Linked DNA regions of Mus musculus: regions 2, 3, 4, 5, 6 and 7 are each linked to region 1. A link is a loop called in an ENCODE intact Hi-C map of the cell type or tissue named here. Cell type or tissue: heart. All regions are shown on one strand. Links, peaks and the distances in the headings refer to the core of each region. The heading gives the core; the rest is flanking DNA. Region 1 holds the start of Gar1 (GAR1 ribonucleoprotein). Region 2 holds the start of Rpl34 (ribosomal protein L34). Region 3 overlaps Egf (epidermal growth factor). Region 4 holds the start of Gm40150 (a long non-coding RNA gene). Region 5 holds the start of Ap1ar (adaptor-related protein complex 1 associated regulatory protein). Region 6 holds the start of Ostc (oligosaccharyltransferase complex subunit (non-catalytic)). Region 7 holds the start of Elovl6 (ELOVL family member 6, elongation of long chain fatty acids (yeast)).

The links. A loop is a pair of places that touch in the nucleus more often than their neighbours do. Peaks named below come from ENCODE experiments on the same cell type or tissue, not always from the same donor. Only the 100,000 strongest peaks of a DNase experiment are listed, where the experiment ranks them.
Region 2: it touches region 1 in a loop (15-fold over the local background); 3 of 42 quality-filtered maps call a loop at or near these places.
Region 3: it touches region 1 in a loop (4-fold over the local background); 6 of 42 quality-filtered maps call a loop at or near these places.
Region 4: a loop joins it to region 1, with 5 times the contacts of the local background. A loop is called at or near these places in 5 of 42 quality-filtered maps.
Region 5: it touches region 1 in a loop (8-fold over the local background); 2 of 42 quality-filtered maps call a loop at or near these places.
Region 6: a loop joins it to region 1, with 4 times the contacts of the local background. A loop is called at or near these places in 8 of 42 quality-filtered maps.
Region 7: a loop joins it to region 1, with 2.3 times the contacts of the local background. A loop is called at or near these places in 4 of 42 quality-filtered maps.

Annotation. Positions count from the first base shown.
Region 1 is chr3:129,828,742-129,833,116 of GRCm38, reverse strand. It overlaps Gar1 (GAR1 ribonucleoprotein), which reads left to right and starts at 1,721. Exons shown (of 7, transcript NM_026578.3): 1 at 1,721-1,999; 2 at 2,264-2,522; 3 at 3,626-3,780; 4 at 4,153-4,212. The coding sequence starts at 2,276. In heart, for the core only: no CTCF peak of the experiment used is centred there; a DNase peak (open chromatin) is centred at 1,806; H3K4me3 peaks cover 2,684 bases; H3K27ac peaks cover 2,002 bases.
Region 2 is chr3:130,727,185-130,731,559 of GRCm38, reverse strand. It overlaps Rpl34 (ribosomal protein L34), which reads left to right and starts at 1,162. Exons shown (of 5, transcript NM_001005859.3): 1 at 1,162-1,242; 2 at 2,258-2,331; 3 at 2,410-2,509; 4 at 2,709-2,812. The coding sequence starts at 2,267. In heart, for the core only: a CTCF peak has its summit at 2,036; a DNase peak (open chromatin) is centred at 1,139; H3K4me3 peaks cover 2,890 bases; H3K27ac peaks cover 1,773 bases.
Region 3 is chr3:129,723,134-129,727,508 of GRCm38, reverse strand. Egf (epidermal growth factor) reads left to right here. Exons shown (of 24, transcript NM_010113.4): 6 at 2,269-2,394; 7 at 4,117-4,239. Among named protein-coding and RNA genes, the nearest start is that of 6330410L21Rik, 28 kb to the left of the region's middle. In heart, for the core only: no CTCF peak of the experiment used is centred there; a DNase peak (open chromatin) is centred at 2,358; H3K4me3 peaks cover 1,307 bases; H3K27ac peaks cover 1,819 bases.
Region 4 is chr3:129,902,849-129,907,223 of GRCm38, reverse strand. It overlaps Casp6 (caspase 6), which reads right to left. Exons shown (of 7, transcript NM_009811.4): 2 at 1,717-1,758; 3 at 1,172-1,321; 4 at 747-823. The coding sequence starts at 1,745. It overlaps Gm40150 (a long non-coding RNA gene), which reads right to left and starts at 739. Exons shown (of 2, transcript XR_867638.1): 1 at 98-739. In heart, for the core only: no CTCF peak of the experiment used is centred there; no DNase peak of the experiment used is centred there; H3K4me3 peaks cover 343 bases; H3K27ac peaks cover 267 bases.
Region 5 is chr3:127,835,386-127,839,760 of GRCm38, reverse strand. Ap1ar (adaptor-related protein complex 1 associated regulatory protein) reads left to right here and starts at 2,238. Exons shown (of 10, transcript NM_145964.3): 1 at 2,238-2,612. The coding sequence starts at 2,536. It overlaps Gm43653 (a long non-coding RNA gene), which reads right to left and starts at 2,264. Exons shown (of 2, transcript XR_003954551.1): 1 at 1,578-2,264; 2 at 1-895. In heart, for the core only: a CTCF peak has its summit at 2,144; a DNase peak (open chromatin) is centred at 2,200; H3K4me3 peaks cover 2,468 bases; H3K27ac peaks cover 1,942 bases.
Region 6 is chr3:130,707,129-130,711,503 of GRCm38, reverse strand. Ostc (oligosaccharyltransferase complex subunit (non-catalytic)) reads left to right here and starts at 2,060. Exons shown (of 4, transcript NM_025509.3): 1 at 2,060-2,267. The coding sequence starts at 2,129. In heart, for the core only: no CTCF peak of the experiment used is centred there; DNase peaks (open chromatin) are centred at 1,793 and 2,093; H3K4me3 peaks cover 2,642 bases; H3K27ac peaks cover 2,073 bases.
Region 7 is chr3:129,531,388-129,535,762 of GRCm38, reverse strand. It overlaps Elovl6 (ELOVL family member 6, elongation of long chain fatty acids (yeast)), which reads right to left and starts at 3,377. Exons shown (of 5, transcript NM_130450.2): 1 at 3,268-3,377; 2 at 2,995-3,115. The coding sequence starts at 3,083. It overlaps Gm35986 (predicted gene, 35986), which reads left to right and starts at 3,375. Exons shown (of 3, transcript NR_153368.1): 1 at 3,375-3,506. In heart, for the core only: a CTCF peak has its summit at 1,959; DNase peaks (open chromatin) are centred at 1,862 and 3,402; H3K4me3 peaks cover 3,703 bases; H3K27ac peaks cover 3,835 bases.

The DNA of each region.
Region 1 (4,375 bases), core at 87-4,086:
TTTAAGAATAATGACGATTTATATTATGTATATTTTGCCATAGTTAAAAAAACTTTCGCAACTATTGTGTGATATAAAGTTTATTGTTCTAGTGTGTACATTCATGCATGTATATGTGTGTATGTAAATTTTATGCAGGGGCTGTGTAAATAGTAAAATTATTTAGAGCATTCCTCCATGGTCAGAATATGGGGCTATTCTAGTGGATGGAAAATGGAGCTATTTCAGGAGAGAGGAAGAGTCTAACAAAGACAAAGAAAACAAGGCAGCAATTCTAGCCTGATGGGGCAGAGGGATGGTAAGTGCACATACTGATTACTAATCATGTAAACGGCTTTAGACACACTGCTAAGGGAAAGTGCAGGGCTATGGGGGAGCTGAGTATGAGACTATACAAAACAGCAATGGTATTAGATTCACTATATCATCAAATGCAGCACAGACGGAAGAAGTTAAGTCAACAAGCATTTATTTAGTCTGGGGCCCAGAATGGGAGATGTTGCCTGTTGTGATGTTTGAGCATCTGAATTCTTAGACTATATTGAGTGATTTGGAGTGGCAATGAAAAAGGGTAGCAGTGTCAAAAGGCTGAACTCAGCTATGACAGTACAAAGGTACTTCACAGGAATCAACAGAAACCCATCAGGTTTGATTAGAGATTGCCACAAGCCTAGAATAGAGGTAGGGATAGTGCTGATTATATGTGTGTGTGTGTGTGTGTGTGTGTATACATATATATATATGGTGTGTATGCATGTAAAATTACATATGTAATTATTACATATATTATAATTCAGTATTTTATAATTGTATGTTCTATATTACATATATTATATTATAAATATAATATATAATTGGATATATATGGTTATAACATCTAAATTTAAAGTACATTTGCCCAATTTTTAAAAATATTTGGAACTGGTGTGTACTTTTTCAAGAAGTTTACAGTTTAGAGTAACTGGCATACTGGAATTATTAATGTTTCTATATCTTTTACAAAGATCTTTCAAAAATCTATTCACAATAATCCTCTGATATGCGGATCAGTCTCTACTTTCTTTCAAATAAAAGGTGATATTGTCAAATGCCAAGAGATGTTTCAGACAATACAGATACAAAAGAAGTCAACCAAATTTAAGAACTAGAGGTCACTTCTTTTGTGATGAGTGAAGTTTTAGTGATGTAAGGAAACCGATGTCGGAGATGAGAGTGTTAAGGAGACGGGAGGTGAGGTGTCATCTATAGATGGGTGCATAGTCTCTCGGAGTTCAAAACGTACTTGATGAAGACATTGAGACCATATTTAAAAATGGTTGCCTTTCTGTCATCTCACACACAAACACACACCCTTTCCTATTTAATAATAACAGAACACGGACACACAGGCAACTTCGACACACACCCTTTCGTATTTAATAATAACAGGACACACACACACACAGAGGCAACTCCGTTGGCGGTGACAGGTTCCGACGTCCTGGGCTGAGCACCGCTTGAGTGGCCAACACTCCGTGGAGCAGAGTCAGGTCGGGACCTTCTCGCAACCCAAGAAGTGACAGAGCCCGGCGAGTAGCACCAACTGCAGCCAGCACGCTTCAGCGACGACACGCCTCACCAGCTGTTAGCACGGAAGGACTCAAACAACTCCGTTTCCAAGGGCAACGCGCCGCCACACTTCCGGAAACGTCGCGTACGGAGGGCGCTGCGATTTTGCGTCACTTCCGCCACCTCTAGCGCGGTGGCCCTTGCGTGGATGAGGTGGGGGCGGGGGGGGGTCACGCTGGACGCTATTGTTTCTCTTCCGGTGCTGTGTGCTCTACTCGGTAAGGCGTTGGGACCGCTGCGTCCGGTAGTGACGGGCCCTTCCTGCAAACCAGCCCTTCCAATTTCTAGTCTGGTAACATTGGACGGCTACGGTGGCCGAGGAGGTTTGAGCGCGCCGGAAGTGTCCCTCCGCGCGCGCGCGCCGGGCTAGGCTGGAGACGCACGTGGCGCGGTGAGTGCGGCGGAGGGCGAGCGAGGGTGAGGGCACCCGCGGGGCGGGATGCGGTGGAGAGGCATGGGATGCGGTGGCGAGCCACGGGTCGTGGGGCTGGGGCGAAGACACCGCTCTCTCTGCGCTCGCCACTTGGCTGTGTGGGCGAGTGGCAGGGCGGCGTTTACTGCTGTCCCCTTCTTGGTGGCCTGAGCGAGGCGGAGGGGACTTAGATAAATGATCGACCCGCGGTGACCGGGAGGAGCGGCCCGTCTATTTCGCCAGGCCGGAGAGAGCATGTCTTTCCGAGGCGGAGGTCGCGGAGGCTTTAATCGCGGTGGTGGAGGCGGAGGCTTCAACCGTGGCGGCGGCAGCAACAACCACTTCCGAGGGGGCGGCGGAGGCGGCGGCGGCAGTTTCAGGGGCGGAGGCGGCGGCGGCGGCGGCAGTTTCAGGGGCGGCGGCCGAGGAGGATTTGGACGAGGGGGCGGTCGTGGAGGCTTTAATAAATTTCAAGATCAAGGGCCTCCAGAACGTGTCGTCTGTAAGTCGTCTTCTGAGCTTAACCTCCTTTGCATTGGGAATAGAATCCGGTTTAAGTTATTAGTGCGTTTGTTGATAAGACTCCGAAAGGCAAGTCGCTTGAGTGCCCTGACACGTATAAGGGACTGATCATGAGAACCGAAATGCAGTGTGGAGGTGAACTTGAGTTGGGACTGAAAAGATGAGACTTAGACAACATTGAGTACCTGGCTCCTTCTAAAGGGCAGAACACTTTTTAGGATTAAGTATGATTCCTTAGTGATATAGTTGAAACACAAAGCCAAGTTTTTAGTTTTCGTAGCTCATATTTTCAGTTACCAGAAAATACCTACAGAATTCACACTCCATAACCATGCAGCCTAGTTTGAACACTCATTCCCTTGCACCCTGCAAAATCATGTTGTAAATAAGTGTGTGTACTATCTTGTGTAGGGCCACATTCATAGTTCCCTGGGTTCCATGCTGCCTGAAGTCTGTGCATTGGACACACGGATGGAGAAGGGATTTCAAAAGAAATATAAGTAGAACTTGGCTGATAGTGAGAAGAAAAGGTTCTAGTTGTTGCTAAGGTTGGGGAGTTAGTTTTGTAGGCGAATGGTATTAATCCTGGGTTACAGAAACAGAGGTGCCTTGTGTTTGCACACTTCCCAGGAAGGGATAATCACTGGTGAAGAAGTGGTAGTGGTGATGAGTTCTGAGAAAGGAGGGAGGGATCAATAAAGCCAGAGTGGTTCACATTTGAGGCTGGGGAGGAAGAAGAGTCAATGGAACGTAGCATTGAATGCAGCTGTAACAGCCATGACAGGGTAACTGGTGGACAGCGAGTGAGCACCATTGTAAGCACCTAGTTTGTTGTTCCTGTTGCTTTAGCATCAGGTGTGGCTGCAGTTAGATGTGACTGGCCTCATTTTACAGTGTACAGACAGAAGGGGAGTCTCTTTTAGGTCCCCTGGTAGTGGCATGCTAACTTGGGACTACAGTGTTGACAGCTGAGCTCTGCCATAGAGGGGATCAGATATGGGGAAAGACAAGTGGCAAAGCCCACTGGATTCCCGAGTTGGTCAGTGTTTGCAGTGGCCTCGTGTCTGTTCTGTGCTGTTTCAGTGTTAGGAGAATTCATGCATCCCTGTGAAGATGACATCGTGTGTAAATGTACCACCGAGGAGAACAAGGTGCCCTACTTCAACGCCCCTGTTTACTTAGAAAACAAAGAGCAAGTCGGGAAAGTGGATGAGATATTTGGACAGCTTAGAGATTTTGTATCCTTTCTGATTGGGTGAGTCAGCAATCTTGTTAAGAATTATCGTGTCCCTTCCTCCCCAGCCAGAAATATCAAAGCAAACTCACTGTTTCATTCAGTGAGATAGCAAAGCTACAGACGAGTCTCACGGAGGAGGATCTGTAGGGAGCGCATCCGTCCATATTTAAAAATGATGCGCCAAGGAGAGATGGCTGTCCTCTGGGTTCTGGGAGTGGTGGCCATTTGAATACGTGCCACCAGATTGTATTGGCTCTTCTGTCTCTTGGGTTTTTGGTTTTGTTTTAATTATTTTAAAGAAAATGCCATTTCTACTTGGAAATTTCTTATAGCTAGGCATTCTTAGTGTCTTTTTCCTTAATTTAATTAATAGTATTTTTCAGTTAAGTTGTCAGAAAACATGAAGGCATCTTCCTTTAAAAAGCTACAGAAGGTGAGTCATACTTAAATTAAGATTTTGGATTCAGAGGGGGTGGTGTGTGTCTTCCTTGAGACACTCACAGCTCCTCCAGTTCGTGAAGTGAAGTGCTGAGGCTGTTCCACAGTAGTAACCAAGCACTGAGTTACCCAAGTGTCTCTGCTACAGCCCTAGCTGG
Region 2 (4,375 bases), core at 174-4,173, 900 kb before region 1:
TTTTTTTTTTTTTTTTTTTTTTTTGCTTTTTCGAGACAGGGTTTCTCTGTGTAGCCCTGGATGTCCTGGAACTCACTCTGTAGACCAGGCTGGCTGGCCTTGAACTCAGAAATCTGCCTGCCTCTGCCTCCCAAGTGCTGGGATTAAAGGCGTGCGCCACCACTGCCCGGCTTAATTTGATGATCTTGCCTTGGCATGTCTTCATTTAAAAATGAATAAGGAAATGTATTCATTCATTTATTCAAAACTAGGTTTGTCTCTCTACACCAGCCTTTATCCAACGCCTAAAACAGAGACTGGAGAGATTCCACAGTGGGAAGAACAGAGACCGCAGGCGCATGCATACGGACAGCTATTTGAGAGAGACCCGAGGAAAGGATATAGTCAGAGCGGTTTACCTAGTTTCTTGACAAAGATGGCAGTGATAATGGGCTCTTCTTTCAAGTCCAAGGAAGGTGTTCATTACTTTTGACAACATGATGAAAAACAAGGACCCATAGTGTAAACGTTCACATAGACATTTGGAGGTCGCTGACTCCCTCTGGTCCTCCTCTTCATCTTGCAGACAAAACTTTACCATCCAGGCAAAGTCTCAAATAGTCGTTTGCACACAATCATAAATTAACCACCCTTTATAGCGTTCTTGCTCTCTGTAAGACTTGCAGGTTAAGTGCTTTAACTTTGGGAGATCTTTTGATCAGAGCGCCACAGGGGTATTTAATATCTTCCTTTTAGAGACTTGCGGACTTGCCCAAAGTGAGATAGCTAGTAATTAGCAAATGCTTGGTTAAAAGTCTGTAAAGTGTGTGCTCTGGCTGAAAAACAGAAGAGGCCGGGAAGCAGAAGGGCCCGGGCTACCTTATGTACAGGACGCCATAAAGATTTTAAACCAGGTCTAATTACCCTAGGATAAAGGCATCGTGGCCCTTGTTTTCTCTTATGGAAGTGGGGACGCCTCCTCTGTCACTCGCTTTTGCTCCCACCAGGGACCCTACACCTAACTTCTCACGTGACGTTCCTACCGGGGCTAGAAAACGCACCCGCCTACGGAAGCCGCACTACACATCCGCCGCTCAACGCGGCGCCATCCACACAGGTTCCCCGCGTCCGCTTCCGTACAACATGGCGGCGCGCTCGCTGACGCGCCGCCTTCCCTGACGTACTTCCTGTCCGGCGCCGTCACACTTGACCCCTGAACTCACCCGCCCCTTCCTTTTCCTCTTCCGGGGACGGTGCTCAGAGGTATGGTGGCCTTCTTCTGCTCTGTGTTTTTTTACCGTTTACGATCCGTAGCCATCCGAGGCGTCAGGCGGGCGGGACGCCCTTGGGGTCGGGACTGTCGCTGGGGTCGGTGGTGAGGGACGAGGAGAGGTGCGTACCGGCCGAGGCCTCGGCTCGTAGACTCGGGAAGCCCGAGATCAAACCCGGCTTCCGAAGCGGTGAGTGGCCGGAGCTGCGCGCACCCTGGCCGTCGGCTACGGCGAGCGAGAGACCGAGTCGTGGTCGTGAAGCGCAGAGCGAGCGGAGCGCGGCCTCCGGCTGCTCCCCTGGTGCTGTCTGCCATGGTGGCTAGTCAGCGAGCGGGACGCGGCGGCGGCGGCTGGCTTGGTTAGGAAGATACGAATCAAGCAGTGGCGGCTCAGGGTCCTTAGCACTGGTCCGGGTCGCGCTTGGCGTTTGGGCTCCTTTTACGTAAAGTGGGTGTTGGGAAGGTGTGGAAGACAGGTCACCTGTAGCGCTTATTAATCAACTCCAGCCATTCGTCCCAGGGCTTGAGATTTAAACGAAGTCGCCTGTGTGTGAAGCTCTCGGGTAGAATGTTTGTCTGGCACGTTGACGGTCTGGAGTCCAAAATGCAGCATCGCTGCTGCGGGCTGGAGAGTCCTTTAGTAGCTGGTCTGCTAAGGAACGAACGAAGTTGGATTTGAAACAGCACGAAACCCGGCCCTAGTAGTAAACAAGACTTCTCCAGGACGCTGTTTTGGGACAAGACCTAGATTGTCATGACGCCTTACCAGCTGCCGCCACTGGGGTAGTTCGGTGTCTTCATCCTACTGGTAGCTGTATAAATTAGGGGGGAATACTGTCTTAGAGCCCAGGAGCTCTTCATCTCTAGTTTAAATGTGGGATTCTTTAGAACCGGGCCTTTGTAAGAGCACGGTGTGAATGAGTGTGTATATGAATGTAAGATATTTTATGTGGTGACGCTTTGGCCTTTATTATGGTGAAAGGTGATTGTGTTCTCTCTAAATTGTAGGCACTCAGGATGGTCCAGCGTTTGACATACCGCCGTAGGCTTTCCTACAACACAGCCTCTAACAAAACTAGGCTGTAAGTATCTGCAAGTTTGAAATAACTTTCAAATCGCTTTCTCTAGTATGCTGAGCTACTTACAATCTCCCTTCCTAGGTCTCGAACCCCTGGCAACAGGATTGTTTACCTCTACACCAAGAAGGTTGGGAAAGCACCTAAATCTGCATGTGGCGTGTGCCCAGGCAGACTTCGAGGGGTGAGTGTCCTTTTGATAGAGTTTTAATCCCTCAGTAGGCGGACTTGATATCTCTAGTCCGAAGTAGCCAATGTGAGAAATGACCAAAATGGCTTCCCAGTAAAAGCAGACTTCCCTTTGTAACCCAGTTCCCAGTTACTAGGAAATAAATGTCTTTCTCCTTGAGCATCTTAAGGTAATCACGGTCTTTGTTCTACAGGTTCGTGCTGTGCGGCCCAAAGTCCTTATGAGACTGTCTAAGACACAGAAGCACGTCAGCAGGGCCTATGGCGGCTCCATGTGTGCCAAGTGTGTCCGTGACAGGTGAGTGAGTGAGGGCCGAGGCAAGCTGGGTGTTTGTCACACGGCATGTGAGCTTGGAGTCGCCCCTTGACACCTGCTAGGTGCTCCTGTTGTGTCAGAATTTGGGGGTGTCTTTAAAGTAGCTTTGGTTTACAGAGAGCAGACAGGAAAGAGATGCTGAGTTAGTGTTTGATCGCTCGTAGGCAGCTGGGGAGGAGACGGTCTTGGAGGGTTAGGGAACAGTGTTGGTTTGGGTGGCTGATTGAGGAGGTGACAGACAAAGGTAGAAAAGATTGTGAAGGGCTTTAGTCTTGGATGGTAGAACCAGGTGACTCGAAGCAAAACTGAGGGTCCGGCTTGACAAGATGAAGGTCTGGGATATACAGATGCTTTTAGGCAGCAAGCCCTTGCCTTACTGGCCTAGAGAGGGTTTGGTGGTTTAAATCTTTTGGAATCTGGGAAGAGTGCAAGGATGGTTGTGGCTTATTTGCAGAGCACCAGATAACATTTCAGAACTTCTGGGTGGACTTTCTGGCTAGGTGGGGTTGTTTAGGGGGGAAACCAGCACTTCCAGTTTCATACTCATAGTTAGTACAGTGCAGTGCTCAGTGTCTAAGGGGAGAATTCAGAAGCCGGGCTGGACTCTGGTTTGTTTGGTAGTTTTACAGAATGCTCTGACCAAGTGGGTTTTTTGTTTTGTGTCTTGACAACAATAATCTGCCTGCCCTGTTTGTGGTAGTTGTTCACTAAAAGGAGGAAGGCCTAGTACCTTAATACAGGCACGGGGCAGATGTTCTAATGCAGGCCATCTGGACTCATAACATAGAGCAGAGAAATGTCATGCAGTTGTAGAAGCTGGGCTGGCATTTGAGGCCAAACCTGAATGATGCAAACGGAAAAGATTTCCAGGCTCTGGTGTTTGACCTTAAGGTGGTGACTTTTGAGCTACGGGGATTTGCTTGGCATATTTGATTCATCCCCTACAGAATCTAGATTTGGGCCTAACAAGATGGGGGGAGGCAGAGGCAGGCGGATTTCTGAGTTTGAGGCCAGCCTGGTCTACAAAGTGAGTTCCAGGACAGCCAGCAGCCAAGACTATACAAAGAAACCCCGTCTCGAAAAAAAAAGAGATGGTGTCCTTGTCTTTAACACTAACACACAACACACACACACGTTCCAGTTCACAGCTGGTAGCTAGGTTTTATGGAAAATAATAAAGTGAATAAAACATTTCAATAATATGTCCTGGATCCTGGTGCAAGAAATAACGTTAGTCAGAAACTATTTAAGTGATGGTCTTGTCTTGGGTGTTGTCTGTTAAGTTTCTATTACTGTGATAACTGTGACCAGAGGTGACTTGGGGTGGATGTTATTTTGCACTTGGAGGTGCTAGTCCCATCACTGAGGGAAGTCAGGGCAGGAGCTGAAGCAGAGGCCATGGGGAATGCTGCTTGCTGGCTTGTTCTCCTTGGCCTTCTCAGACTGCCTTCCTAAAGCACACATTCAAGGCCCAGTGTGGTGCTGCGCACAGGCCAATCTTGGAGGCATTTCCTGATTGATGGTCCCTCTTCCTGTATGACTCTA
Region 3 (4,375 bases), core at 229-4,228, 110 kb after region 1:
CTTTGATTTTTTTAAAGTTGGAATGACTATATTTTGTTGCCAATAACTATACATTTCTAATTTTCTTCCTTCACTTTTATTAGAGGCCTTTTATTTTTAACTTTGCTTGACAGTTAATTTCCTCCTCCTCCTCCTCTTCTTCTTCCTCCTCCTCTTCCTCCTCCTCACAATCCTCCTCCTTCTCCCCCTCTCTCTTTCCTTTTGACAAGGACTTGTACCCCAGACTGGTTTTAAACTTACTACATAGCTGAAGATGAACTGCAACTATTCTCCTTCTGCCTCTGCCTTCTGGGTACAGATTATAAGCGTATACTGCTGTGTGCTGTGCCCAGTGTTGTGCTGTGCTGGGGATTAAGCCCAGGGCTTTCTGCAAGTTAGGCAAGAACGCCACCAGCGATCTACACCCTCAGCCCCCTAATTTTGCTTGTATCCTAATTTTTGAAAGCTTAAGTGAAGCACAGAAATATGAATAATATGTGTGTATAACTGACATAAAACCACAGAGAATAAACAAAATTTTAGAATTAATCTCCAAAATAGCACCCACTGCAACTCAACATATCCAATAAGTGTTGTTGAAATTGTATTGCTTGTTGGCAAGATTGTGCATTTAATTATTTGAAAGAATAAATTAGAAATATTTAAGAATATAAGACAGATTAGTTAAAAGTAGTTACCTGCAACTGACATGTGGTACACTAGGCTAGAGTTTCTAAAAGTATATTTTGAATACTGTGGCATCAGAATCCCTCTAGATTCTGTAATAGGTAGACACCTGGGGTTCCCTTTTCTATGTGTCTTTGAATAAAGATGTATGAATGCACAGGAGGTCACTGGCTTAGGCTGAGTGCAAACCTGCCCTAGATCCTGGACAGACCCAACTGTAAATGATGTTCCACGTGACCGATTGTTTATCTAACCTGAGCAATCAGGAGAGAGACCAGAGATAGCCAAGTCCCCCACAGTTCAATTTCCCCAGCAGTCGCGCTGTTTTAACTCCGACAAGGGGAGTCCCTGATGCCACCCAAGCTGTTCTTCACATTGCCATTTCCCCCTTCCACTAAGGCCAGTTGTTGGGCCTCCCGCAGCACAGTACCTCTGGAGGCTTAGATTCACTGCTGCTCGATTTATGGATTGATAATAAAAGACGAAGAAGTCATTTAGCTAAATTCATTCAAATTTGATCTTTTGACAATGCCGAATTTTTTTTTTTTTTTGAAAGATAGGGTCTCGCTAGACACACTCTTATCTTTGCTTCCGACTCCAGCGTGCTGGGGTTAAAGGTCCATGTCTCCACACCCACCCCCAATCTTCAGTCTTTACCTTCATCTCTTCCCAGGTCTCTAGCATTCTGGAAAAAAAAATTCACTCACCCATAGGCTTACTTCTGTACTTCTAAAGCACTTTACAGAAGTTCTGAAGCTCTTTACAAAGGGTCTACGATTAAAATTGGTCAAATGTTGGAGGGAGCAAGATGGACAAAGTTCTTGTTAACCTTTTGAAAAGGTTGCATGATACCGTTGTTCATTCTTGACATTTGGGTCTGAAAAGTCAAATTACCATACAAGCCACGATTCATCACAGTGAATTTAACCTAAGCCTCAGTTTATGGGTAATAAGCACACGTAACAGTAGTACTCAGTTAAACGTGACTTAACCCAACTCTGGCTAATTTGCCCCAAGCATCCGGTTCAGTGAGTATACTTTACACTTCCCCTGGGATATGTCATGACACATTGGATGCCAGCAGCAGTAAAATGCAATATTCAGAAGTGAGGCATATGCCAATAGTATGAAGTATGAAACCTGCTTCTTTAAATAATGACCATAAAACCAGTCAAGTATCAGACCTGAGGTGTATTTCAGTCAAGAAAAACACATTGTTAGGTTTGAGGTTTTTAAACTCTTAAAGATATAGTATGCATAGTTTTAATATATAAATGTAAAGCAAAATGAAGGCTCTGATAAGCTATGCTCATTTTGCAAACTAAATACCATCTCCAGCTAATTAGGATGCCCTGCCCTGCCCCTGAGCGACAGCAGGAGCCTTACGATTAGGCAAATAAGAGGCTTGACCACTATTGGGTGGGAGGGAGGGAGATCCTGATTGGAGCAGAGCGAGGCTGTAGCGGCACCGCTGTGACGTCACTGCGAGGTTAGCCCCACCCCCAGCTCCGCTGTAATCAGTGAGTTCTCTCATGGCCCTCTGTCAAAAAAAAAACAAACCGCATTTCCATTTGCTCTGAAGTAAACACTCTTCTGTTTTAGACCCCGAACTTCTCAAACAGAGGGGAAGACCATGCCGCTTCGGTCTCTGTGAGCGAGACCCCAAGTCCCACTCGAGCGCATGCGCTGAGGGCTACACGTTAAGCCGAGACCGGAAGTACTGCGAAGGTAATGTGCGCATGCGCCAGAAGCTGTCCTTTTGACAAGTGGCAGGAGGTCCGCTAGAGAAGTGCGTGTGTCTGTCTGTGGCCTGTATTGTGGGGGCTGGGGGGTGTCCAGGGCCTCCAAGAAGAACAGACTTCAATCTTCTCCCTCCTTTGCTCGCTCCCTCCCTCCCTTCCTTCTTTCCCCAGAAGAGAACTTTTTCTTCTGTTTTAATTTCTATTATACTCTCGAGTTTTGTTTTTGTTTTGTAGACTTTTGTTGCTAGATGCAAACCATTAGGCAGTTGCTGAGGGGCTGATAACAGGCCAAGATTTTCTTTAGTTTTTTTAAAAGATTTATTATTTTTTTTATATTGTTTGTACGAGAGCCTGCATGCATGTTTGTGCATCACGTGCATGCCTGGTGCCCGTGGAGCCTAGAAGAGAGCATGGAATCCCCTGGACTTGTAATTAAGAATGTGAGCCACACAATGTGGATACTCACACAGTGTGGGTACTAGGAACCGAACTCAGGTCCTCTGTAAGAGCAGCAATTGCTTTTTAACCTCTGAGCCATCTCTTCAACTGAGCCATTGGTTTCTGGGTTTCTGAGTGGGCAGTCAACACCTCTCTCTCTCTCCCTTCCTCCCTCCTTCCCTTCTCCCTCTTTCCCCCTCCCCCTCCCTCTCTTCCCCTTCTCTCTTTTATTTTGACTGTGCAAAATATCAGGATGAGCAATTTCTTTTCTTAAATTTTCACCAGATTTGAGAGTATTCCATACTTATCTAACCACACATGAGATCTAGAGAGAACCCCAGGAAACGGAATCCAGCTTATCTAGACCTCCTCCTGTTTGGAAATTCCTGGTCCACTGTAATCAGCTCTGGAGCCCTGGAGAAGTAACTTGCTTTTTAGAAGGCGCAGTGGTATACACATTCAACAGTCCCTTGCTTATGCCCAGTCAGCTGATGCTGAGGAAGCAGAGGACTGAAGCCTGACATGTCAGTCAGAGCAGAGTTGTTGAGAAGTGTCCCTCCTGAGGAGGGGAAAGACCAAAAGCAAAACAGGAAATATCCTAAAGTGGCTAAAATATTCTAACCCCAGCTTCAATGGTAGGACTGCAGTTCAAGGGCAGCCTGGGCTTCCTAGTGAGTTCAAGCCAGCTGTGGAGGCATAGGGAGACCCTTTCTCCAACAGAGAAGGGGGAGAGAGACAGGTAGCTCAGTGACAGATGATAGAGTGCTTGCTTAACACACATAAGACCCTCAGATCAATTCTCAGAGTCACAAAAAGGAGTTCCTAGCTTTCTAGAGGATTTCATCTTAACTTTTTTTTTTTAAGATTTATTTTATGTATGTGTCAGGCACACCAGAAGAGGGCATCAGATCCCATTAGAGATGGTTGTGAGCCACCATGTGGTTTCTGGGAATTGAACTCAGGCCTTTGGAGGAACAGTTAGTGTTCTTAAACTGCTGAGCCATCTCTCCAGTCCCTGTCTTAACTTTTTAGCAAAGGATAAATCCTGTCTAAAACTGTGAGAAAGTGGTCTCTAGGTAACTCTGGGCTGATAGAAAGGACTCCTGTGAGCACTGAACTGATTTCTGTCGCCCTCTCTGAGGGTTGGAGAGAGAACCCTCCCATGGCGATCTGCAGTGGAAGCAAGCATGAGATGCCCTACTGTGTGTCAGTTCGGGATCTCACAATTCATTTTCAAGGGTACTCATGGGTGGCTGTTGTCCTTGTGCAGATGTCAATGAATGTGCCACTCAGAATCACGGCTGTACTCTTGGGTGTGAAAACACCCCTGGATCCTATCACTGCACATGCCCCACAGGATTTGTTCTGCTTCCTGATGGGAAACAATGTCACGGTAAGCCGCAGCAAGTCAGTACTGCGTTCTTTTATTTTCACTAATGTCCCTAAAGTGGCTATGATCTGAGTGGGTGGTCTTCGGTTAGCAGTGTGCATCAAACTTAACTGGGGGTTATATTTCACTTTGCTTTATA
Region 4 (4,375 bases), core at 280-4,279, 74 kb before region 1:
AGATCATCGCCCTAAGCAAAACAGGGCAGGCCCAGAAAGAGAAGACTCACATTCTCTCCCTGAAAGTGCAGCCTTTAGCTTCACGCAACTCTCTCACCTGTCATCCTCACACAACATGAACATAGAAGGCAGACTCTCTGGGAAGAGGAGGGAGACCAGCTGGAGTGGAGATGAGGGAACAGATGATAAAGAGTAAATATGGTCAAAAATGCACAATGCACTTGGAACATGAATGTCACTATGAAACCTGCTTTATACAGTGACTATTTGGTATTTTCAGAATTATTTTTTAAAGATCCATGTGACTTTGGTAATACATTAAAATATTCTTTGAATAAGCAGACTTCCCTACAGTAGACCAAAAACCTATAAGCAACCATGCAACAGCTGCCTCTGTGGCTGCACCCTGTGTCATACCAGACTCTCAAGAGCTTCCGGGAGAGCCGAGACCCCATGTCCTCCAAAGCTAATGAGAAAAGCAGGAAACCTAGTAAACAGCCAGTTTCAATTATAACTATTTTCAATTTAATTAAAGGAAAGCACAAAATGATAGTGCAAAGAGCAATAACAAGCCGTTATTGCTGAAGGCTCAAAGCATGCAGGGAGGACTGACTCTAAATTGCATTATCATAAGAAAACCTACTGCTTGATGCTGCAACAGATCACAGACCCAGGTAATCAGATCTACAGACAGATAGCATCAAATACCCATCCCACCAGAGACCTTAAAGAGCAAGGCTACCTACCCTCGTGAATTTTGAGCAGGAGTTCTTCTGCTCTGAGGTCGTTAAAGCATTTCACTTCAAATCCTAGATCTGAAAACCTGGTGACACAATGAACTCAGAATTAGCTTGTGAGTATTTCCGGGCTATCCGAGACCCTTACCTCCTTGAGGAATTCCATGCCTATTTTTAAGACATACAAAAAAAACCGACCATGGCAATTCCCTTGATCATCTGCCCTGTGAAAGGGCTTAGCAGTGACAAGAGCCAATTCAATGATGACTCTTACCATCTACTGCAGACCTTAGTGACAAGGAAAACCCAGAGGTTTGTTTGTGTTAGCCTCATGCATGCTAAGCACATGCTGGGTCCCAGGGAGGCTCTCAATCCACCATCAATGCTAAATTACGATTAGCTAGCACTTAGGTGTATCATGATGCCAGAGTTACCTGCGAGTCAGGTTGTCTCTGTCTGCGTTGGTGCCCCGCCTCTCTGGGAGGGTCAGGTGCCAAAAGAACCTCTCGTGATTGAAGATGAGGGCAACTCCTCTCCTCTTGTGGTCCATCTTGTACTGCTCGGCTGGATCGAACACTTCCCTACTAATGAAGAGTTAAAAAACCCAACAATCACTCCAGGCCCTTTGCCGAGGAGGTTCTCCACGGCCTAATGCAGTTCCTGGCTGTGGCGACCCCCACCCACCCGGCAAGTTATATTTGTTGCTACTTTGTAACTGTAATTTTGCTACTCTTATGAGCTGTAATGAAACTATTTGTGGTTTCCAAAGGCCTTAGGTGACCCCTGAGAAAGTTGACTCCTGTGAAAGTCTTTTGACCCCACAGGGGTCATTACCCACAGATGAGAATTACCACTCTAACCAAACCTACATCTCAGCTCCCCAAATGCTAAACATCACTGAACCTTATAAGATGTCATTATGTAAGATGGTTGTGACCAAGAACAGAAAGGCTTTTTTACAAGACAAGAACATCTTTACCTTTTGTAGAAGCCATCGGTTTCTGTCATGTTTTACTTTCACCTATTAGGAAAACAAAGTTGTTGTTTGTTAACTTCATTTTTTTTTTTTTTTGAGACAAGATTTTATTATGTAGCCCTGGATGGTCTGGAACTCTCTATGTAAACCTGGATGGCCTCTAACTCACAGAAACCGCGTGCCTTGGCCTCCTGAGGGCTGAGATTAAAGGTGTGTGCCACCACACCTTCCTCATTTATTTTACTTTCAACGAAAGTGCAGCAAAGGTGCTCCGCCCCTCAGACCCCAGACCTCTAAGACTCACGGGAAAAAGGGGGAGGTATCCTATGAGTAAATCAACTACAGCGACATTCTGCTCCTCTGGCTTTCAAAATAATAAATGATAAGCAGAAATGGAGACATTCTTATCCGAACACGTGTGCCTTGAGTTAAACAATTCTGTGGTTATAGTTTGAGGGAAACACAGTTGCTTTGGTGTACAGAGCAGGAGCGGAATCATATAGGGGAACTGAGTCCACTCTGTGGTTTACAGTGTTTCCAGCACATGAAATCTACTTAACTGGAAGAGGGCAAGGCCTGCATTGCAAGGCTCAGATTTTGGTTTTCTGAGTCACCTATTTCCAATGAAGACACTGTTAAGGGATCCCTGACTCACTACTGACACCTCACAGCCCTCTGAGCCACCCTTCATTGCATCCTTCCCTACTCTGGGGAGCGCTATCTGACAGGCCTCTCTGTGTTGATCCAGTTGCTCAATGTACACAACGCAGTGTGTTGGTCACTAGCCACCTGTGGCTACGGAGCACCTGAGATGTAACAAGTCCAACAGAGCAGCACAACTTTATTATCACCTCAGTGTCGTTCAGGGAGGCCTCACAGTCATGGGCTCAATGCATTTGTTCCTCCTGGCTCAGCATGTGGAGTAGCTCAGACAGGAAGCACTCACCACCTGGCCCAGCTCCCAATGCCAGTAAATGTAAAGAGACACATTCAGGGCTGGAGAGATGGCTCAGAGGTTAAAAGTACTGACTCCTGAGTTCAATTCCCAGCAACCACATGGTGGCTCACAACCAGCTGTAAGGGGGGATCCAATGCCACCTTCTGAAGACAGCTACAGTGCACTGACATTCATAAAATAAATAAATCTTAAAAAAGAAAAAGAAAAAAGAAAGAGGCACATTCAACAGATGGCATCTGTACTGTCATTGGTTCAATAATCTGTTCTCCTTTGGTTAGTTACCAAATTAAAGGGAGGTGAGAGTTATGGACAAAGAAGAAGGCTAACAGGATACAACTTTGGCAGGGGTCTTTGACGTGGAGTCGATTATTCCCCGCCCCCCGCCTTAAACAGACTTGTTCTAACCTCATGTCAATAGAGCAAAACCACAGCCACCCTGGCGGTGAGGCTGAGTGGGGAGGCGGCTCAGTCCCCTTTAGCCTAGAGTTCACCCAGGCAGCACCATTTCTCAGTGAAGAGTCCAGTCGGGCATTTCCTTGTCCAATAGGTGCTAAGTAGGTTTCCTCCGTCTGCCTCAGAATTGCCAGTGAGTGTTAGAAGGCTGACTCCTGGGTCATGGTGGCTACTGAGACCTACAGAGCCAGAATCCAGGAAGGGACTGCCAACCTGCCTTTGTAGCAAGGCACCTGAGAGCTGCCAAAGTGGCAAGAATGCCAGCCACAGCTTGCCAAGTCCCTTGAAAGCCTTGAAGACCAACTCTGCTCTTCCTATCCAATGAGAAGCTTCAGTGTGGGTTGTCTCACACATCTCCCTCAGCCTAGTCAGGGCCTAAGTAACTGTTCAAGATCTATTAAAAATAACATCCAGTTTCAAGGCTGTCAAATTCACGCCCTCACTAAGGGTTTGTTTAATGTAAAGCTGGGGTCTTTTAATAAAGTTTTGACATGTATTTGTGTATGTGTGGGAGCTGGCAGACACACGCCACAGCTCTGTGGAAGTCAGGTGACAACCTGCAGAAGCAGGTTCCTCTTTCCATAATACGGTCCCAGGTCCCAGGGTTGGTGGCAAGTGCCTTTACCTGCTAAGATCTCTTGCCAGCACTCAACAGTTTTAATATATACTTAATATATGTGTAGGGAAATTACAATAGATAGCCAAGATATCTGTCTTAATTGGGGATTTCATTGATGTAATGAAACACCATGACCAAAAAGGAGTTGGGGAGGAAAGGATTTATTTGGCTTATGCTTCCATGTTCATCGCGAAAGGAAGTCAGGACAGGAACTCAAACAAGGCCGAAATCTGGAGGCAGGAGCTGATGCAGAGGCCGTGGAGGCAGATGGTTTACTGGCTTGCTCAGCCTGCTTTCTTTTAGAGAGAACCCTGGACCACAAGCCCAGTGATGGCCGAACCACAGTGGGCTGGGCCCTCCCACACTGATCACTAACTAAGAGAAAGCCTTACAGGCTTGCCTACAGCCTGATCTTATTGGGCACTTTCTTAACTGAGGCTCCCTCTTCCCAGATGACTTTAGTTTGTGTCAAGTTGACATAAGACTACCCAGCACAACACGGATGCAGGCTTCTCAAGAGAGTCTTGCCTTAGCAAGGGTTCAAAAGCAACGTACCCCAGACTGGCCTCAAATTCACATTCCTTTTGCCGCAGTCTTCAGAGCCTGGCTCACAGCAAAGCAGCTTCAAAGCG
Region 5 (4,375 bases), core at 83-4,082, 2.0 Mb after region 1:
CATGAGAAGTGCCCTGTCAAGTCTGCAGCTGTAATTCCTTAAGCTTTGGGGGTTTTTGTTTGTTTTGTTTTGTTTTTTGTTTTGTTTGTTTGTTTTGAGACAGTGTTTCACAATGTAACTCTGGATGACCCGGAATTCTAGGAATCCGCAGACCTAAAAATCTCAGAGGTCTGCCTGGTTCTGCCTCCTGACTGCTGGAGTTAAAGGCATGCACCATCATGTCCAGCCCATTTCTTAAGCTTAAATGAGCAATTATCAAGGTGTCACATGAAGTTTCAAGAAATAATACAGAGGGGCTGGAGAGATGGGTCAGGGGACATGAGCTGGGTCCCTACTACCTACATCTGGTGACTTATAACCAATTCCAGCCTGTGTTGATCCAATGCCTTTTTTCTGGCCTCTATGGGCATCTGTATGCATGCTCGTGTGGGCGAGTGCACACACACACACACACACACACACACACACACACACACAGACCTTTTTAAAAGAAGTAAGATAATGTATTATTTATTATTATCACCATTATATCTTACATTACTTTCCCTCAATAGTAGTGTCTGACAAAGCCACAGGACAGTACCACAAACTCGGGCATGATGATATCCATAGAGCCCAAATACAGACTTTCTACCATGGATCCACTTCTTATCCCCTGGGAGCCCTTTGCTGTGCTTGTCATTTGTATCACTTTGCCTTTTTAAAACGTTCCTGTAAGTGTAGTTGTGCAATATGTAAGCTTTACAGACTTTAGTTTAGCATCAGTTTCTGCAGACTCATTCACTCAAGGCATGTTCATCAACACTGGGTAGTATCTACAGGCTGTGTGCACCAGCTTCCTTACGCACTTATAGTTCCATTTCCAAGGCTACATTATTATTATTGATTTCAGGTACTGGAAGAGAGGAGGAAAATGCAGTGACAATTTAGGAAACCATTAAGCCATTTCACTGGCATCCAATGAGCAGTGGGGCTTGTCCACTTGAATACCAAAGAGTCAAGTTCACTAAGTGCTAAGACTGAAATCATGGCTGGCCTTGATGCTAAGAACCAACAAAATGAGTAGTTGAAAGAATGTTTTCCTAGTAGTACTGTTTTCTTTTCTTTTTTTTTTTTCAATGTCACCATTTCACTCACACTAAAGTGGGTTAAAATTGTAATATATGGTATCAGTGGAGCATGTTATCCACAGAACTGGGCATTTGTGAAACAACTATGCCTTGGATCCAGTTGGGTTAGACAGGGTTTCATTACATAGACATGGCTGGCCAGGATCTGGCTCTGTAGATCAGGCCGGCCTCCAACTCCCAGGCATACTTCTGCCTTCTGCTTTTAAAGCTACCTGGTGTCTGAAAGGGGGTTTTTAGGGTGGCATTTGAGAACATGGACCTTTACCCCAGCCTTGCTCTTCTTAACTTGGAATTAGAATATTATATTTGAATTAGAAATGGCTTGTTCTCCCGAAAACCCAAGACCTTTTGCTGACTTCTTCTGGTTCTCCTCTTCTCCACCTGAAATTACTTTTAATTTAAAAAATAAAAAATAAAAATACAGGGTCTCACACAGTCCGGACTGACCTCCAACTTAATGTGTATCTGAGGTTGACTTTGAATTTATGACTCTGCTTCCATCTCTCAAGTGCTGTTGACTGCAGATTTTTCCACCACACTTCTACCAACCGAGCTACATGCCCAAGCTGGAACTTTTCGTTTTTAATAAAAGAAAATCCGCCTAGGAGTGCACAGTGTCTCTCCAGTCCGCTGGCAGTATAACGAGAATAAGCTGCTCCGCAAACGAGAATATTTTAAGAATTAAAACAAAACAAAACAAAATAAAACAAAAAGCCTCTTAGTGTGTTCTAAGTAACGGCAGTGAGTCCCTCCTCTCTGCCTCTAGCTCTGGTGCCATCCTGGAGCGCACTCGTTGGGTGACTTCCGACCCGCTGCTGCAGAAGGGGAGGCTCGTGCGCTCTAGGTACAAAGTTCGAAGGCTAAGCTTGCGCTCGAGCATGCGCTGCATGATCCCCACTGCTTGACAGCGGGCGACGAAGGCGCCAGAAGTGGCGTAGAGAGAGAGAGAGAGAGAGAGAGCAGATCCCCGTCTAGGATCAGGTTCAGCACACAGCACCTACAACCGAGAACAGCGCCTCCTGCCCGGCGCTGCCAGCCAAGCCGGAATCCAGCGGAAATGACGCCCGCGCCAGCCGCCGGAAGCGGTAGCCGCCAGAAACGTGTCCAATGGGAGCCCGGGAGCGGCAGGGGGCGTGGCGGCGCGGGCCTCCCGCGGCTGCCGGGGCGGTGACGGGCGCGGGCGGCCGGGCGGGTGGCGAGCGGGCCATGCGGACGGCTGGAGACCCGGGACCCCACGGCCCTGCGCTCGTCCCTCGCGCCGCGGTAGCCCGGAGCCCGCGGGCCTAGCGGCGGCCTTTGTTCCCGGCGTCGCCGTCTGCCGAGCTCCGGCCGGCGCGGATGCAGCTGCTCCGCCTGGGCTCGCGCTCGGGGCAGGAGGAGGAGCGGCGGCTCCGGGCGGCATGCGATGGGGAACTGCTGCTGGACGCAATGCTTCGGGCTGCTCCGCCGGGAAGCGGGTCGGCTGCAGCGAGCGGGCGGAGGGTAAGCGGCAGCGCAGGCCCGGGATGCCCGGGATGCGCGGCCGGGGATCGGCGGTGGTGGTGGTGCCCGCCGCCCCCGTGCAGGCTCCCTGTCCCTGAGGACTTACCTCGGGAGGTACGATCTCCTGTAAGCACCCGGCACTGCCTCCTGGACACACCCTGCTTTGACTTAACGCCAAAGCTTCTGTCTCTGTGTTTGGTCTTCCTTTTGGGCCTTGACAGAACAGGTGAAAATCTGGCCCCAAGGTTGATGCCCCAGGTGCATTTTAAATAGAAGTCACTTCTGCTCCAGGCTCTGGTGAACTCTTAGGTAAAGAGCTGCAGGATCGCAGTGCACACTGGCCATTGAAGCGACTGGTGCGGCTGTATGCGAATCCTTTCATAGCAATAACTTAGAATTTTGGAGAGGAATACCATGCTGTGATTGCTACCCTTATGCTCGATAATCTAACCAAAATGTCACCGAGCAGCACGTCTCTTGTGAGGAAAGTGGGATATGCTTCAGATTTTTCTATCCAATAGCAAAATTGTGTGATTACTGTTGTACCTTTATTTCCTAGAATAGTGAAAAAACAAAACAAAACAAAAAACCCGGGGGCACATAGCATTGATGTTGATTTTATTATTCCTAAGCATTTTTCGGGAATTAAAACCTAGAATCAAAAAATCTAAGCCAGCCAATCTAACTAAAGAACATATCTGTTTTGAACTTTCTTAAGCATGGTGCCCAATTTTCAGCCAATAGCTTTGTATTGGGAAGCTTTCAGCCCACACAAACTGGAACCAAGTGATTTGTAATTCGAATCTTTGGGTCATGAGTGCATTATAAAATGATTCACTAATTAAGCAGTGTGTCAAAGTAGTGAAGGTGTTACTCTATGCGTCCCTAGAATGGGAGGGGATGGACTTAAAACATTTCTACTTAGTTTGGTATTTTGATTTTCCTGATTTCTGTACTTTACTTTGACAGCTGTTGTGCATTGTGATCCAAAATCATGTTATTCCAAGTACTTCGTGAGTGAACTCGTTTGTGAAGCTATGGAAAGGGGCTCATGGAAGAACTGGACATTACAACATCTTTGACTTTATTATCATTCCTTGGAAGGCTTAACAGTCAAACTCTGGGAGGGAGTGCTTTGAATTCTGCGGTAGACAATGTTTTTGTATTTGACTTTGGAGTACATTACCCGGGTTCTGTAAGAACCTTGGGTATTTTTTTTTTTAACAGTGATTTTACAAATGATATCTTCATTACACACTATTCATTAAAATTGCGGGTTCTCCTGGCTCAGCCCAGGCTTGGCAGCATAGGAGAGGCTAGCAGGGTGAGATCACGTGAGGCATGTGATCCTTGTAGATATGTTGTAGTGCTTGATCGAGAGTCTGTACTTTGTCTTTGGCTGACTCCTTGAGTGAGTCCTAGGGGTTGTGGATGCTGATGCCGAAGACCATGTGATCTGTGTCAGTCCTGTTTCTTGGCATCTATAAGCATAGGCTTCAACAGTTCCCTTACTTGAATCTTCCCATAAACTTACCGTTTGGTATCAGTCTTAACAGTTCTAGCAGCTTCCTGGAAGCATGTGGTATTAAACTGCCTTTCAGTTTAGTCGCTGTTAGTTGTTTTCCTTTAGGTGTGCATCTGGGCAGTTAATGGGTACATGTTTAAGTGAAAAACTGGGCACTCACAAAAGTCTGCGTTGATTTTATGTCACTGTACTTATTAAGGCTAGAAAGAAATAGGACATCCTGGGCTCTGTTAGGCTC
Region 6 (4,375 bases), core at 145-4,144, 880 kb before region 1:
TAACAAATATCCACCATCTCTTGGATACAAGCAGACCTATATAACCTATACTATACTATACTATACTATACTGTACTATAACCAGCTAATCCTTGGAGAACACAGCACTGTATTCTTTGGTAGAAAGTAACTGCCATGTTATAACTGGGAACTCTTTAAACTTTTCGAACATAGAATATAACATATTGAACATGCATATTACATACAAACGTTGTTCGTATGTAATTGGTAGTATTTTGGAAAAGGCATAGTCTACAGTTTTATCACACACACGTTTGTTTTTATGTTCCTTTAGACTTTCGTCAGTGCACGATGCCTGAAAAATGCACACATGAATGAGTCAGTTCTCCACGGGCCTCTTTTTCACTCCCGCTATTCTTCATTTCAGACCTGCCCTGAGCATCTCTCCATTTCAGGAAAAATGAACTTCTTTGGCATCACATGTGCTGGTTCCCCAGTATCTCACTATATTGATGCTTCACCAGATATTTATTTAATCTACCCATTTTCAATTTAGTATTTTAAAGTTTTAGAAATAATGACCGTAGTTTAAAAAAAATACTGTCTCTTAAAACTAATGATGTTTCTTCTAATTAAAAACGTTTCAGAGTTTTAACTCAGCCTAGCATATTTGTAGCACTAATTTTGATCCTGGCACCTTTTTAAAAAAGAGAGAGAGAGAAAAAAAAGAAAACCAAAATAATTATGCAGTGAGAAGGATCTGGGCAATGTTACTCCAGCTTTTTATTTATTTATTTTTTTAATGGTTTTTTGAGACAGGGTTTCTCTGTATAGCCTCAGCTGTCCTGGAACTCACTCTGTAGACCAGGCTGTCCTCAAACTCAGAAATCTGTCTGCCTCTGCCTCCCAAGTGCTGGGATTAAAGGTGTGTGCCACCACTGCCCGGCGGTACTCCAGCTTTGTGAGTTAATGAAATACAAGCATGGTATGACACAGCTTGACATGATATCCATATTGTATGTTTTTGAAAAAAAATATATTCATCGCCAGTTCACACTTCATATTTCTGTTGCTTATAGTAAAACTAACAGTAGATGATTTTAGTTCCTTAACTCCTGCTGTGGCTCAAATTTTAAAATCTGAATGGTCCAAGCCACTAACATTTCTACCCCCATTGGCTTGTTATGTTGCTTAAGCTTTTTATCATAGGATACGGGAACGATAAGAGGCACTGCAGCGGAGCTTCTGTATTCCAAAAACATTTCCCCCCTCCTTGCTGTTTTATAATAGCCCGTTATTTCCTTGATTGATCAGGATTACTGTCTCTAGCTAGTAAAGTCCTTTCTTATTTACATTTGATACCTTGGCAGGAAGACACCTGAAGTAGCCAGGTGGCAGGATTTTCCGTTCCAATTTTAGTATTTATGGTGCTGAAGCCGGCGCCCTACTAAGCAGGTAATTAAGGTGAGAAACCAGAATGACTTCAAGATTTTTGGCCTGGGTGATTTTTACTAACTCAGGCGTGACTGAAAATGGTTTAAAGTAATATTTGTTCTGTCACAGTTTGTGGTTGACATGGACTGTGTGGGTTTTATTCATTTATTATTATTATTTTTTATAAAGCCCATACTACTTTGGCAATTACTGCCAATTAGCGTCGCTATACAGCATGAAGAAAAAGCTCAGCGAATTAGAGCTTTTTAAAGCCCCGAGGGGAGACCTCCAATACTAAAAGGGAGCACACATCTAAACTTTCATTCATCCTCCAGCTCTATGAACTTAAGAGTTTCCAGCAGCCAATCAGCTCTCAAGTAGGTGGCGTCAGCAAGTGGGCGGGGCAGTGGGGATGCTAATCTCTCCGCTTCTGTGGCTTGGCCACGTAGGACGCCTTGCAGGTCCTGGAAGGTATATAATAAACAATGATCTCTCAGTAAGAAAAAAGCTTCTAACCCACACTCAAGCCTAAAAACGACCATTATTATTTATTTTTAAATATGTATATTATTTATCAGGTTAGTGCAATTTCTTTCTTTCTACAGTGAATATCTTGTCTCCTTCTGACTTCTACAGACCTGTGGTCCTCGGCTTACGCATGCGCAGTAGGCGGGCGTGTTTCCGGGCGGTGCGGGAGGCTGGAGGCCAGAGGGCTGGCCCTACCGCCGGGGACATGGAGACTCTGTACCGAGTCCCATTCTTAGTGCTCGAATGCCCCAACCTGAAGCTGAAGAAACCGCCCTGGGTGCACATGCCGTCGGCTATGACGGTGTACGCCCTGGTAGTGGTATCTTACTTCCTCATTACCGGAGGTAACTCGGCCGTGATGGGTCGGGTGGGCGCGCAGGCTGCTCGCTCCGGAGGCGCGTGGCCCCCGAGCCGGGCCCCGTAGGCTCACGCCTTTCACTGGAAAGAGATGGTCTCCTCTCTGCCCGCTTTTTCCTTCGAGCGCTGAGTTGGATATAATTGTCAAGTCCAGCTAGTTGTTATTTCTTGCTGTGCATTGTTTGACCAGGGTCTTGGGAACATCATTTTTGAATCACTGTGTTTCCTTGGTTGGTCGAGAGAGTGTGGGACTTTTATTAAACTAATCGTGAGGACCCTGAAATCGTGGAAGAGATCTGATAACCTTTGAGTTTGTTAGTTCAGACCCCAGGGGCTTGGATTGCTTTATGTCAAATCACAGGAATGAGAAGGGAACTTACCGAAGCCACGGTTTTTTTGAGAAATACGTGAGATTGGAATTGAGGCTTGCAAAAAGATGGTGTATCTCAGAGGGCAGAAAATGGGACTCAGAAAATAGAAGGGAAGCAGTGCTTTTTAGATATCTGTCACCAAATCCCTTAAGTGGAAAATGCAGAGGGGTGTGGCTTTGCCTATTGGTGAGTTGGCAGTCCGTCTGCAGGCTCTAGAGCACCCTTTGGAGCGACAGTTCCAGGATGTATCCAGGACTGGGCTTCAGGAATTTAGGAAGTAGTGTACTACTTAATTCAGAAAATTAAAAAGATTTTTGGTTAGCAAAAGTGGTTCAACTTTTTTTAGGGTGTGTGTAGACATATTGCTATTGCTTAACTGCTTTCTGAGGCTACTTGGCATATTTGAAGAGGTAGAAGACAGTATTTAACTGTAGAGTTGGCATTCTACGGAGTGCACATTAACGGAAATGCTAAAGGCCACTTTAAACATTGTTGTTGTTGTTTAAGAAAAAAAAAAAAAAAGACATTACCTGGTGTGTGTGGCGTTAACATTCACTTTTGCTCAGCACAGTGAATCGTGAATATGACACCTAATGCCTTGGGCTTTAAGAACTTAGTGTTCATTCTTGCCAGCTTGTTTCTTGACTTTTGCTTCCTTTGGAGACAGTTTTTGTGAGAAGCCTCAGCTTTCTATTGGGCCACAGTTTTGGTGGTTTTAGAATGGGGTTTGGGGGGAATTTCGCTGCCCCAACCACTGGGTCAAAATGGAAGGGCGCATTTTGTACATTTACCGTTTGGCTTCTGGAATGGCTTCTTCTCAGCATGGCGAGAAGCATGGCAGTCGTGTGCAGGCAGACGTGGTGCTGGGAGAGCTGAAAATTCTAATGGACAGCTTTCTAAAAACTGAGTGTACCTGTACCTAAGCAATGTTGCTGGGAAGGACAGGCGACACTGACTTTCTGTTAACTCAGTGCTGGGATAACAGCAAAGAAAATATAATGACTCTGCCCTCCATAGAAGGTAGTGGAGACATGCTAACTACCGCACAATTGCTTTCTGCTACACAGTAGAGTTTAGAAGCATTGATTTAATTCCAGTATGTTTCCTGGAGAAATGATCTGTTAGTCTGAGTTTGAATGGTTAGAAGGGTCATACTAGAAAAGAAAAAAAAAAAAAGTGTGGACCAACGTGGACCAGGAGACTAGTGAGGTGTTTTGTTCACTTAGACCAGCACTTCTGGCATTTTTCCTCCTATGTGTCCCCATTTTTCCTGACAGATTTTTGCACAACCTTGGGTAAATAGGCATATGTAATAGGTATAAGGTCAAACTTTTACTAGTAAAAGTAACTAGTAAGCTTACTTTACAACAACAATTTGCTAGATACACAATTTATGCTAGTTTTTTCTTATCATGTATACATGTACATATGCATGCATGCCTGCCACTCAGAAGGGGACACTAGATTTCATCATAGATGGTTCAGAGCTACCATGTGGTTTCTGGGAGTTGAACTTAGGACCTCTGAAAGAGCAGTTAATACTCTTAACCTCTGAACCTTCTCTCCAGCCCCTGTTGTGGTATTTTTTAAAGCTGAAAGCAAATTCACATACTAATGAGACAATGTGCCTCTGTATTTTCCATAGAGAATGGAATCTTAGCTGCATATTTGATACTGCAGGATGTAGAGCAGCCTCAGTGTTCATCAGAGCCTTGTTACTCTGT
Region 7 (4,375 bases), core at 207-4,206, 300 kb after region 1:
TGTCACGAGTTTGTTGTCTCAGCTTAGCCAGCTGAGTTTACACATAGGCTACTGGGAAACCTGGGGCCCCATTCCGTGAATGGATGCTGAGGTAACTAAGGTAAAGCGTTATAGGGCTGGTCTTACCAACTCCTTATTCCAAGTGCTCCTAAATGAGGCTAGTTCCTATATACAGACTACTGTAATGTAAGGACCCGTGCCTGGCTCCCCCAACCCCCACCTCGACCCCAGCGGTGGTCAGAGGCCCTGGCAACTCAGCTTACTAGAGATTTGTTACAATTAGCAACTTTGTTTAGACTAGGTCTAGCAGATTTTAAAGAACAGTTACAAATAGGTTCTCAAAAGACAGGGCACACAGGCTTCTATACTTGATTTCTTCCAGAAGCTATTTCAAACCATTCTAAGTGACAAGGACAGGTGAAGGTGAGACTTGATGGTTCTGGAGCCCCTCAACTCCCCTCGCAAGAGGGTATATATAAGCCTTTATGATGGGATTCCTGTCTAATGACATGAGAAGAGAACCTTCATTACGACCAAGACATTTTGGTTGCGGAGAGCGGGTGGGAAAGTTCTGAAATCAGGCTCCAAGAGAACTAGAATCGTGAAGTGAAAAGGGACAGTGGCTAAGATCAGCACGGACGAGATGTAATAAGCTTATCCACTGTAATAAGCTATCCAAAACTATAAAGCCAACGATCAAAAGACGGGAAGAACATCCATTCTACAGTGTGACTAGAACAGCGTTCAAAACGCAAGCCAAGCATGCTGAATCCAGACACGGATATGAGCAGGTTGTGTTGGCGGTCAAATGAGCGTTTTAATCGCTGGACCTTGTAAGCATCTGCCTTGTACAAAGTAAGATTTTGCAAAATGCTTTGCAAAATCAAGACCAGAAAAAAAAAAAAAAAAAGACCAGAAAAGGTTCATCACATCAGCCCACGATGTGCTAGGAGCCACCTTTAAAATAAGAAATAAGGAAAATAAGATAATGAAAATACATTGTCAGGAAGAACATAAGTACTGTTCAGGAGTTAATAGTGGCCAAAGAATAACAAGGGAAAAGAAATTCATGGATTTGGGATATTTTCAGTCCCACGAGGACCAAGGACCTGTCTAGTTCTGACAGAGTGAAAGTCACTTAACTGAGTGTCTGGAGAAAGAGGCGGGAAATGGTCCTGGGGTACCTTAGGAAAAGGGGGTGGGGTGGGGTGGGCAACAAACAGCATGCACTAGGGTGGTGCAGCAGCAGGGCAGACTGAGTGCCATGCGCCTGCAGAGGCTAGGAATGCCTGCTCCGGAATGACAGGCCCAACCGGGATGCAGCAAGCTAGAGACGCGAGCTGCGGGCTACTGGAGGAGGAAGGCAGGAAGGCAGGCTAGAGCCCTGCAAGGGACGGTGACAAATGGTCTCAGAGAAGATCGGAGCCCTAGGTTGGCAGGTTGAGCTCGGGTCACAGCCCCCCCTCCCCCCCAAGCCCCTAACGGGAGGAAGTGCACCGCTAGGACCCCCCGAACGCCAGCCCGAGGGGGCTGGGCTTCCTGCAGCGCTCGGGCCTCCCTATGGCCTCCCCCTTACGGGGCGATCCAGACTCCCCGGGGGTGTAATCGCGCTCGGGACCCAGGCCCGCGTCCTCGGTGTCCAGGAGCACGCCGGCGACCGCACCAGGCTGGCTCTGGGGCTCAGGGCCTCCAGGCAGCCGCCATGCCGCGGCCCGAACTCGCGCGCCCCGGAGTCTCGGCTCCGCCCGGCCGCCGCCGTAAACCGCCCAAGGGCCCAGCTCGCAAGCTGAAGGCCAAGGGTGGGCGCGCTCCCCGCGGGCGAGAAGGGGCGGGAGCAGCAAGCCCGGGATCGGGCTGGAGAAGGCGAACCCCCGGCGGCTGCCACCACCCGCTCCAGCCCGGGAGCGCCGGCGTCTCCGGTTTCCCATTGATGAATGGAGGGAGGGAAGGCAGGTCGCGAGCGCCCTCGCACGCGGCAGCGGAACCTCCCGGAGCCCGGAAGCCCCCCGAGGGCCGGCCGCGGCGCAGAGGGGGTGGGGTGGGGGTGGGGAGATCGAGGGGGCTCGCACTAAACCGGAGGGAAACATCTCCAACCACAGCACGGTCTACGGGAAGGAGGGAGCTCCCTTCTTAAAATACTGCAAGGTGACACCGGATCGCCTCCCACACGGGGATTTTTCAGAAGACTGACCGGAGGAACTCAGTAAACAAGATGTTTTCCCGGATTCGAAGTTCTGGGGAAAGACCTCCGAGACTGCCCTGGCAGGAGCCTTCCAGTACTTAAACTGCTGCTCCACGCGGAGAAGCGTGTCCAAAAGGCGTTTCCTTTACACAGAAACTTAATAATGGCGTGGCTCCACTTGCTCGGGTTCATTCATTTTTATTGCAGTTTTCATTGTCCCCTCCTCCCCGATGTCTTTATGAAACCGGAAAGTAATCTGAGTGGGGAAGGGGTCCTGGACCCTGGGCATCTACGGCTGGAGGCGGCAGTCAAGGGAGGGCAGTAAAGTGGAAGAACTACAAGGAGAAAGGAAGGACACGAGGGATGGGGAGAGGGAAAGGACCAGAGAGAGGCGGGCTGAAGAGGGTTAAAGGGAGCGGAGACCGGGTCCTCCCTCCACTGCCTTGCACGCTCCAGTTGCGGGAGGCCAAGCAGAACCCCCAAATCTAAGCGAAAGCAGGGAGACAACACAGGTGGGATAGCTGGATTGTAACATGCCTCTGTCTCCCGTATATTATTACAGGTACACATATTATATGTTCTATGTTATATAATCTACACAAAGATGCCCGCGTGGCCGCGGCTCACACAGAGCACCCCCCAAACCGCACGCTTCCATGCAGCTTCAGAGTCTCCTGCAGACATGAGACCCTGGAACTCCGCGATCTGCTGGCTACTGCCGGCAATCCATCCGTCGCTCCGCTCACGCTCAGACCAGGAATACCGACATTAATGCACTCCCGGGAATAGTATCTCGCGAAAGCATCACCTACCAGTTTTCCTGCATCCATTGGATGGCTTCGTTCTCGTTGAACTGCTTTTCGAATTCATATTCTTGTAAAGTCAACACTGACATGTTCATTGGGGCTGATCTTCGGAGTCGCTACGTGTTCTCTATACAAAATAAAAAAATCTGTAAAGAGCCTTTTATTTTGAGTGCTCTCCTGTCTGCTTCCCCCTCCCACCCCCCTAGGTATTGCCCCGCCGTCAGTCTCCTGGCCGATCTCTCTCCCAGCCTCTCAGCTACATCCAGGGTTGAGCATTGCCTGCGCCTCTGCTCCCAGCTCCTAGCTCAGGGGCTCTCCTCCCAGCGTCCGCATCCACCGTAGGAGGAAATGAATGCCTTGCGGTCTTAGTGCCCGCACGTTTGTCCATCACGCTTTTTACTCGTCTACAGGGAAATCTCCTCCCCCTCGTGCGATCGGGAAAATTAACCCTTTGCGCGAGAGGGCGCAGAAGAGCAAGACCTCCCATCGCCCTGGGGGATAGTTTTGTTTACAAGAAGGTGGTTGGTGGACTGGGGGAGGGGAGGGAAGGGCGCCAAGAGGGAGGAAGTGGCCTTGAGGTCATACTCAAGCCCATTCGCCACCTCTTGGGCCTCCCTGCCTGGCCTTTGAATGAAGTTTCAGAGTGAGAGGCGCAGCCCTGAGGCGCGTGGACCTGAAAGCTTGGCGAGTAAACAATTGGGAAATAGTAAAATCTGCCAGGTTCTCTGGCATGAGAACTCCAGGCAAATAAATGTGAGGATCACGTCTTGCGATCTAGTCTCCTCACTACCTCGATCCCGCAGCACCCTCTGAGACCACCTCCACCGGGCAGCTTGGGCGCGGATTTACCTTGACCTTAGGGCCAGGTAGCCTTCGGAACTAAGACCACGTGCAGACAGGATGCTGAGGATGAGGACCTGGGAAGTCAAGGTTGACTAGGAGGCAGAAGTTAGGTAGAGGGTTTGGCTACCAGGAGGGGATATTAATGAACAAAGGAAGGGAATTTGGCATACAGAATTAGGCCTACTGATCTAAATACCAAAACTTTATCTATCTGCTTTACTTTAGTTCTGCCTTATTCTTGTGAAATTAGGAAGAAAAGATTAATGTAGGAGAGGGATTTATGTAATGCTAATCCTCCCCCTGGGCTACCAGCTCACAGCAACCATTCCCAAATACTCCTTATTTTTCTGGAGGATGGTATTTTCTAGTCCTAAAAGGAAGAAGGAAGTAAGAGACAATAAGGTACCTAATAATATAATATTTAGATCCAACAAAAGATACTGATCAACACTTATTAGTTTGTTTGTTTGTTTTTTAAATGTTTGTGATTTTCAAGATTGGGTTTTTTTGTTTGTTTGGTTTGGGTTTTTTAGGTGCTTTTGGC